Regions from separate parts of the Homo sapiens genome. Here region 1 is linked to region 2. A link is an interaction called in ENCODE POLR2A ChIA-PET data of the cell type or tissue named here. Cell type or tissue: CD4-positive, alpha-beta T cell. All regions are shown on one strand. Each heading gives the region's core, and the rest is flanking DNA. Links, peaks and the distances in the headings are about the cores only.

Region 1 (4,389 bases), core at 317-4,316, 110 kb after region 2:
TCCTAAGTAGCTGGGACTACAGGGTGAGCTACTGTATGTGCTCCTCCAAAGTATTTTCCATCTGGGGTTGGTTGAATCACAGATGCAGAGCACCAAGTGTATATGGTTTATGTCTTCATTTAGCAAATATTTAACACCTGCAGGCAAATGCTGGCGTGGAGTTTAAGGAAACTTGTTAGTAAACACTGATTAATATGTAAACTAATTTTTTGTTCGTTATTTTTCCCAATAATTCCCAAGTTTCCTCAACTCCACCTTTACTTTGGTTTCTCATTTTTCCTTTATATGAAAATAGAGAATGTTGCTTTGCTTCGCATTGTGGAACACGGGGAAATAAGCTATATCAGTTGTCACTTATGAATTACTGTTCTAAAAGTAAAAATGTATGGAGGCACAAGATGATGATGATGGTCTGTCTTCTCTGTAGCAGAAGAAAGGAAAAGGGCTCAGGTTTAAGCGACTGGAATCATTCCTACATGATTCCTGGCGGCAGAAACGTGACAAGGTGCGTCTCAGACGACTAGAAGTGAAACCTCATGCCTTGGAATTGCCAGATAAACATTCCTTGGCCTTTGTTGTACGCATCGAAAGGTAAGGAACTGGTGTCTTTCTAATTGCATGAGGCTGGGGCAAAGTGTTGCTTAAGCTTTAGACCCCTTTCTAGGGAGATAATATGCCCCAAGCCACTCAGGCAAATTGTGCTAGGATGTCAGGGTTGAGCACAATTTAGTCTGCAATATTTGGAAGACCTTAGACAGATAGGCTTGAAAATAAGTGCTATGAGGGTAAAGTGCTCACTAGGGAGAGGGGTTGAGGACACCCTCTCTAAAGCAGGAACTTCAACCTGAGACCTGAAAGATGTGAAAGGCGTTCACCAGTGTTGGGAGATTTTTCAGGCATACGTGCTGAAGTCCTGAGGTAGGGAAAGCAAGGCATCATTCTAGGAACTGAAACAAGGCTGAGTGGATGAAGCATATTCAGTGAAGGGGAGACATTTTTCCTCATTTAGTGGAACTTTCCCAACCCCCTGCCCACCCCATGTACAACTCTACTTCTTGCTGTTTCCCCTACCCAATCACCCAAACCAGAAACCTGTGGATTTTGCATGTTTATGAGCTCTGTCCTTTGTAGCCCTCTACCACTGCTCATATTTTTCCTGAACTATTGTATTAACCTTCCTCCTGGATTTCCTTGCCTCTAGTGTCATACTGTGATCTGTCCCATACACTGCCCTTGGTGATTGTCAGAAAGAAATCTGGTCTGGTCTCTTCTGCTTAAAATCTTCAGTAGCTTTTACTGCCCATAGAAGCACATCCAGCTTCCTTAGCTGGACATGTGTAGACCTACATACCACCACTCCGCCTACCCCTGAAACACACACAAGTTCAATTTCCATAGCATTCCAGGCACTGCTCCACATTATGAAAAGGATCTGTTTTCATAACCGCCTCCCACTAAACTGAGCTCTTTAAGGCATAGTCTCTGTGTCTTATTCCAGATTACCCAGTGTAGTGACCTCGCATGTTGTGCTTGCTGGACTGACATAAACTGGAGGGAGTCTGTCTGACTTCTGTTGCTGTTCATTTCAGGATTGACGGCGTGAGTTTACTGGTGCAGAGAACCATTGCAAGACTTCGCCTAAAGAAAATTTTTAGTGGTGTCTTTGTAAAAGTCACCCCCCAGAATCTAAAAATGCTGCGTATAGTGGAACCTTATGTGACCTGGGGGTAAGTAAGGTTTTCCATGTGAATTCACATTAGATTTCTATTTGAGTGTGTCAGGGTGCACCGGGTATTGCTTTCCAGGGCTCATGTTGCTGTAGAAGGGACATTTTGCTGTGACCACAGTCAACCTGAAATCAGTGGGTAGCTGTAATAACCATGGGACACAGGGTAGGGAGGGGTCTGAACAATACCATAGTAGGGCTGGTTCAGTCATAGGCTAAGGCTGGGTCAAGGAAAGCTTGGTTCTTGAAAGTCTTAAAGCAGAGCTAAAGGCAGTGCATGTGTAAGAGTAGTATTCCTGGCCGGACACACTGGCTCATGCCTGTAATCCCAACACTTTGGGAGGCCGAGGCGGGTGGATCACACGGTCAGGAGTGGATCACAGGGTCAGGAGATTGAGACCATCCTGGCCAACATGGTGAAACCCCTGTCTCTACTAAAATACAAAAAAAATTAGCCAGGCATGGTGATGTGTGCCTGTATTCCCAGCTACTTGGGAGGCTGAGGCAGGAGAATCGCTTGAATCCATGAGGCAGAGGTTGCAGTGAGCTGAGATTGTGCCACTGCAATCCACTCTGTCTCAAAAAAAAAAAAAAAGGCCAGACACGGTGGATCACGAGGTCGGGAGATCGAGACCATCCTGGCTAACATGGTGAAACCCCGTCTCTACTAAAAATACAAAAAAAATTAGCCTGGCACCTGTAGTCCCAGCTACTTGGGAGGCTGAGGCAGGAGAATGGCATGAACCTGGGAGGCGGAGCTTGCAGTGAGTCGAGATCGTGCCACTGCACTCCAGCCTGGGAGACTGAGCAAGACTCCGTCTCAAAAAAAAAAAAAGAGTAGTATTCCTCAAACATTGAAACCCAACAAAAACTTGGATTTTATTTCCAACTCTTGCACCATCTTGAGTAGAGGGTCACCTAAGGCCAGAGTCGTAGCCCCTAAGGTAAGCTAGGACATGGTTTCTGTTTTGTTTTTGTTGGCAATATTTTCCCTGGTGAACATTTACATCCATAAATTTAAATTTCTAATTATGTAAGTGGGGTCACTTCAGTTCTTTATCAGGAGTATTTCCAAGCATTTCAGCTGGAATGTGATTGCAGAACACTTGCTCGTTGGGAGAAGTGAGTGTGTGGGAGAACCTCTCCAACCTCTCAGCCAGGCTGCAGGACTGGTATGTAGTGTGCCAGGTGCTGGTGAAAACCGTGCTTTATTTTCCTACATAGATTTCCAAATCTGAAGTCTGTCCGAGAACTCATTTTGAAACGTGGACAAGCCAAGGTCAAGAATAAGACCATCCCTCTGACAGACAATACAGTGATTGAGGAGCACCTGGGTGAGTGCTACAGCTTAGGGATCAGCTGGGGCAGAAAGCCAGGGTCTTTGAAGCTTTGATGTGAGATTCAGGTTGTATTCTTCTTGGGGCCCCAAGAGTCTGCCAGAGTGGCCAGCTTAGTATATGCTGGATACATGTTAAATAAAGGAATCTGTGCTTTTGTGTTTCTTAGGGAAGTTTGGCGTCATTTGCTTGGAAGACCTCATTCATGAAATTGCCTTCCCAGGGAAGCATTTCCAGGAGATCTCATGGTTCTTGTGCCCTTTCCACCTCTCAGTGGCCCGTCATGCTACCAAAAATAGAGTGGGCTTCCTCAAGGAGATGGGCACACCTGGCTATCGGGGTGAACGCATCAATCAGCTCATCCGTCAGCTGAACTAGACCCAGGTGAGGCAGGGCTGAAAACTGCCCTTGGGCTGACTTTTGATAGGCCATGCCTTGCCACTTTACAAGTTCTTTTTGCATTTACTAGTATTTAAGAGTAACCTTGAGATTGGGAGGAATAGAGGAGGCTGGTACAAATAGATGGAGACCTGCTGGGATCAGTGAATGCCTGATTAGGACATGGGGCTATGCATAGCCTAAGAGTTATAGGCTTAAAGATGTCGAGTAACTAAAAACTGTATTGCTGGCCGGGCGCGGTGGCTCACGCCTGTAATCCCAGCACTTTGGGAGGCCAAGGCGGGCAGACCATGAGGTCAGGAGATTGAGACCATCCTGGCCAACATGGTGAAACCCTGTCTCTACTAAAAATACAAAAATGAGCTGGGTGTGGTGGCGCGTGCCTGTAGTCCCAGCTACTCGAGAGGCTAAGGCAGGAAAATCGCTTGAACCCAGGAGGCAGAGATTGCAGTGAGCCAAGATTGCACCAGTGCACTCCAGCTGGGCGACAGAGCGAGACTCCATCTCGGAAAAAAAAAAAAAAAAACTATTGCTGCAGTCATTCAGATGGAAATGAGGAAAGAATAATATTAATAACTGATTTCAAAAAGGACTTGAAGATGTGAATCATCTATTTTGCTGAAGAAATCTTAACTCTTTGAAATTACTTTTTATTGCTGTTGTCATACTCTTAGGTGCCAAACTGCGGTAAATTTTTTATCAGTGAAGTGGAAGCATGTGTTTTGTTTTGGAAATTTTTATCAAGTATCTTCAGAGAAGATTATTTCCTGCTTTATCTTCAGAAACTGGAAAGGGTCAAAGAAAAGACAGTAGCTGGCCGGTCGTGGTGGCTCATGCCTGTAATCCCAACACTTAGGGAGGCTGAGGTGGGCAGATCACCTGAGGTTGGGAGTTCGAGACCAGCCTGACCAACATGGAGAAATGCCA
Region 2 (4,389 bases), core at 187-4,186:
GTCACAGTTCTGTGGGTCAGGAATGCAAGAAGAGCTTAGTTGAGTGTTTTTGTCTCAGGGTCTCTCATGAGTTTATAGTTAAGCTGGCCCCTGGGGCTGCAGTACTGTGAAGGGTAGGCTGGGGATGATCTGTTTCCAAGCTCACCCGTGAGGCGGTCTGGCTACCAGCAGGATGCCTAAGCTATTAGCTATTGGCTGGAGACTTCAGTTCCTCACCACATGGGTCTGTCCATAGACTCTCTGAGTGTCCTCATGACATGGCAGCCAGCTTCTCCCAGAGTGAGCGATCCAGAGAGCACCCAAGATGGGAAGCTTCTGCCCTATCCTATTGGTCACCCAAACCAACCCTGGTACACAGTAGGAGGGAGGATGCACAAAGGTGAGAATACCAGGAGGTGAGGCTTGCTAGGGGCCATCTTGGAAGTTAGTTACCATATCTGGTCAAGAAACATTCCTTTAGTGCCTACTGTGTGCCAAGTGCCGGGACTGGGAGCTACATGACACAGAGTCTGTCCTAGAGCATCAAGCTCACTGTCTGGGCTGGAGAAGCCTCACACAAACACAATACCATGTGTGCTCGGAGCCCTCACCTCTGCCCACCGACCTTCCATACTGCTACCACATTTATCCTCATGGAATTCAAATCTGTTCATAGCATTCTCTTATTGTGTCCTGTTTGTCTAGAATTTTTTTTGTTCAAAAACTTAAAGATCACCACCACAGTAAGAAATACACTTATATTACAAACAAGTACATACATACACAGACACATTTATAACTGAAACAGATTTCCCAAGTTTACACCCTTACTGCTTGTATGTATTCTGGTATCTTCTGATCTAGGTTCTTTCATTTTTTATAAAAGCTGGTCACAGTCTCATGACTTGCACAGCCTACTGCATTGTGACCTGCAGTGTGGAAAGCAGCGGCCTACGGATCATCCACACCCTTCCATGATCTGCAAAGCCCCTCATCATCTGCCTGTCCCCCTCATTTATATTTAAGGACTTTGCCAAATACACTCTCTTAGGTTCCTCTACCAGGAGCTCTCTTCTGCCTTTCCCCATGTGATTTGGAGAACTCTTAGTCATTCTTTAAAACCCAGCTTTAAAGTATCTCCTGTTCTTCCCTCTCTTAGTTTTTTGTTTTCTTTTGTTTTTTAAGACAGGGTCTTGCTCTGTCACCCAGGCTGGAGTGCAGAGGCGTGATCTCGGCTCACTGCAACCTTCGCCTCTCGGGTTCAAGCGATCCTCATGCCTCAGCTTCCCGAGTAGCTGGGATTACAGGCACGTGCCACCATGCCCGGCTAATTTTATTATTATTATTATTTTTTTTTTTTTTTTTTTGAGACGGAGCCTTGCTCATATTGCCCAGACTGGAGTGCAGTGGCGCAATCTCAGCTCACTGCAACCTCCACCTCCCAGGTTCAAGCGATTCTTCTCCCTCAGCCTCCAGAGTAGCTGGGATTACAGGCACCTGCCACCATACCCAGCTAATTTTTTGTATTTTTAGTACAGACGGGGTTTCACCATGTTGGCCAGGCTGGTCTCGAACTCCTGACCTCAGGTGATCCACCCGCCTCGGCCTCCCAAAGTGCTGGGTTTACAGGCATGAGCCACCCCACCCGGTCAGTGTTTTTGTTTTTTTCGGTCTGGAGTGCAGTGGCGCAATTTCCACTCACTGTAGCCTCCACCTCCCGAGTTCAAGTGATTCTCCTGCCTCAGCCTACCGTGTAGCTGGGATTCCAGGTGCCCGCCACCACGCCCCGCTAATTTTTGTATTTTTAGTAGAGACGGGGTTTCACCACGTTGGCCACGAACTCCTGACCTCAAGTGATCCGCCTGCCTCGGCCTTACAAAGTGCTGGGATTACAGGCGTGAGCCACCGCACCCGGCCCTCCCCTCTCTGAACAGGATTGCCTACTCTGTCCTCCGACTCCCAGAGCTTTTCACTGACACCTGGGGACTGCTGGGTCCCTCCTTCTCTCCTAGCCTGCCCAGGGCCACCCCAAGCCTGCAGTAGATTTTCATTTATCTCTGTAAGAACGTTTACAAGGACATGGAGCAAATTAGCATCACACAAATGACGATGCTGCAAATGAGCGGTGTACAGGGTTGGCGGGTGTTGCAGGCAGGTTTCCTGTCGTTGGCGCCACGTGCTGCAGAAAGAGGACCCCTCCCCCTGCGGGCCGCCGCTGCGCCCGTGCATCCGTCACAGGTACAATTCGCACCGGAACTTGCGGCCCGGCTTCATTACGTGATGCTTTTTAGCTGCTCTGGTTTCTTTTTGTTTTTTCTACTTTTCTCATTTGTTTGTGTTGTTAGGGACCGCCTAGTGAGAAATTGAGCTTCAGGCTGCGCAGATAGAAAGGCCTCTATATCTGCATCCCCACCCCTGTGGGGGTGGCGGGGGGTGGTGGGGGGGTCCTGTCTGAAGTGGTAGGGAAGGAGGGTTTTGAGGTTTTTGACTATTTGCTTGCAAGTATCTAAGTAAGAGATTTGTTTGCCCACATTTGCACTCTCTTGGCTAGCAACCCGACAAAATATTTTCTGATGGTTTTTCGTGTATGTGGTTTTTGTTTTTGAGGGAGAGAATAATTAACACCTTGGTTAAATTGTACTGAGATACAATGGCTGTTTTTAAAAATTGCTGTTAACTGAAGGGTTGAAGCTAGTATAATTCCCAGGCTCAGCCTCTTGGGAGGCTGAGTCTCCAATAGCATAGTCTTCAATAGACTATGCTGTGAATTGTAATCAGAAAAGAAAAAAAAATTAGACACGAGCAAAAGCAATTAAAGTATTTATTCTCCAATATTCGCATTTCTGCATTTGTCAGCAGCTGTGGAACTGTCACAAGATATGCTGATTTGGTTGTGGTATGTGCCTGTCTGGGGAGGGGAGGAGGAGGATGAAGGCAGACTGTAAACAAATCATTATTGTAAAGTGATCAGTGGGTAATAGAGGCGTGTATAGAGTGCATAGAGAAGGGACTCACTCATTTTAAGCAATGTTTTTCAAATGGGGTCACCTCCATTAGTGAATCATGAAGTCCTTTACCAAGTGCCTAACAGCATTTGAAAAAATAAAGACAATATAGAATGAAATACATCAAGATGCATCCTCCATAGTAGGTTTAGATATTTTTTTTTCAAAAACCTTTGTTTCAATTATATATCTACTGAATTACAATGTGAAATGTGTTTCTTGGGATTGAGTCTCAAGCAAAGATGTTTGAAAGCCACTGAGTTAGGCGACGGGAGAAGGCTTCCCAGAGGAGGTGGCATTGGAGCTGGGCCTTGAAGAATGGTGGACTTGTGCCACAGGAAAAGGGAATTCCAGGCAGATGGGAAAGGATATGTCCAAATCTGGATCTGTTTGTTCAGGGGCAGGGTATTCTCTGTAAAGGGACCACAGGGTACTAGGAGAGGACTGGCTCGAGATGTGCCTGGGGAGGCAGGTGGAGCCAATTACCGAGCCACTTGAAAGTACATATACCACTTCTCAGCTTGCCCTAGAAATTCCCATTCTCTGGTTATGGATTTGGGTTTGGGAATCTGTACTTGCAATAAACATCCCTGGGCAGTGAGGCAGTGAGGTGCTGATGAAGGTGTGACACAACCAGCTCTAGAATCTAGAAAGATGATCTTTGTAGCAATTTGGATAGGAGATCAATGGGAGGCCAAGCAATAGGCGGACCTGAATTCAGGTGATGGTAATTGGCAAAGAATTACCATTGAGGGAGGATGGTATTCGAGGGAGATTTTGGAAGTGAGTTTTGTAGGGACCAAGGGAAAGCTTCACCTCCGCCCTGTGAAAGTTTGCTGAAAATGAACTGGCAGTAGACAGATTAAGAGGAGAAAAGACATAACAATTTATTTAATATTTAACATGTATAGCATGGGGGAATAGCAGGAGAATGATTACCCAATAACCCAATGAGGTCCAGGTGCCTAAGTACCCTTCTTCACAGAAGAAGGGGAGATGGGGAGTGGAGCAATTTTTTTTTTTTTTTGAGACGGAGTCTTGCTCTGTCGCCCGGGCTGGAGTGCAATGGCACGATCTCGGCTCACTGCAACTTCTGCCTCCTGGGTTCAAGGGATTCTTCCGCCTCAGCCTCCTGAGTAGCTGGGATTACAGGCACCCGCCATCATGCCCAGCTAATTTTTGTATTTTTGTAGAGACAAGGTTTCGCCATTTTGGCCAGGGTGGTCTTGAACTCCTGACCTCAGGTGATCCACCCACCTCAGCCTCCCAAAGTGCTGGGATTACAGTCGTGAGCCACTGCACCTGGCTGCAATTAAAAAAAAAAATTAAAAAAATACAAAGCATCGCCATGTTGCCCAGGCTGGTCTCGAACTTCTGGGCTCAAGCAGTTCTCTAGCCTAGGCCT

Evidence for each region. ChIA-PET counts read pairs that join two places held together with the same protein. Peaks named below come from ENCODE experiments on the same cell type or tissue, not always from the same donor. Only the 100,000 strongest peaks of a DNase experiment are listed, where the experiment ranks them.
Region 1: POLR2A ChIA-PET joins it to region 2 with 8 read pairs; 34 of 35 experiments call an interaction of 5 or more read pairs at or near these places.

The regions. Positions count from the first base shown.
Region 1 is chr6:42,883,024-42,887,412 of GRCh38, forward strand. RPL7L1 (ribosomal protein L7 like 1) reads left to right here. Exons shown (of 6, transcript NM_001366481.3): 3 at 428-591; 4 at 1,590-1,727; 5 at 2,951-3,060; 6 at 3,233-4,389. The coding sequence ends at 3,441. Among named protein-coding and RNA genes, the nearest start is that of RPL7L1, 5.6 kb to the left of the region's middle. In CD4-positive, alpha-beta T cell, for the core only: no CTCF peak of the experiment used is centred there; no DNase peak of the experiment used is centred there.
Region 2 is chr6:42,769,086-42,773,474 of GRCh38, forward strand. It overlaps a transcript of BICRAL not described here. Among named protein-coding and RNA genes, the nearest start is that of BICRAL, 11 kb to the right of the region's middle. RefSeq lists a silencer at 1,694-1,743 and an enhancer at 2,214-2,413. In CD4-positive, alpha-beta T cell, for the core only: no CTCF peak of the experiment used is centred there; DNase peaks (open chromatin) are centred at 974, 2,196 and 2,886; H3K4me3 peaks cover 1,622 bases; H3K27ac peaks cover 3,167 bases.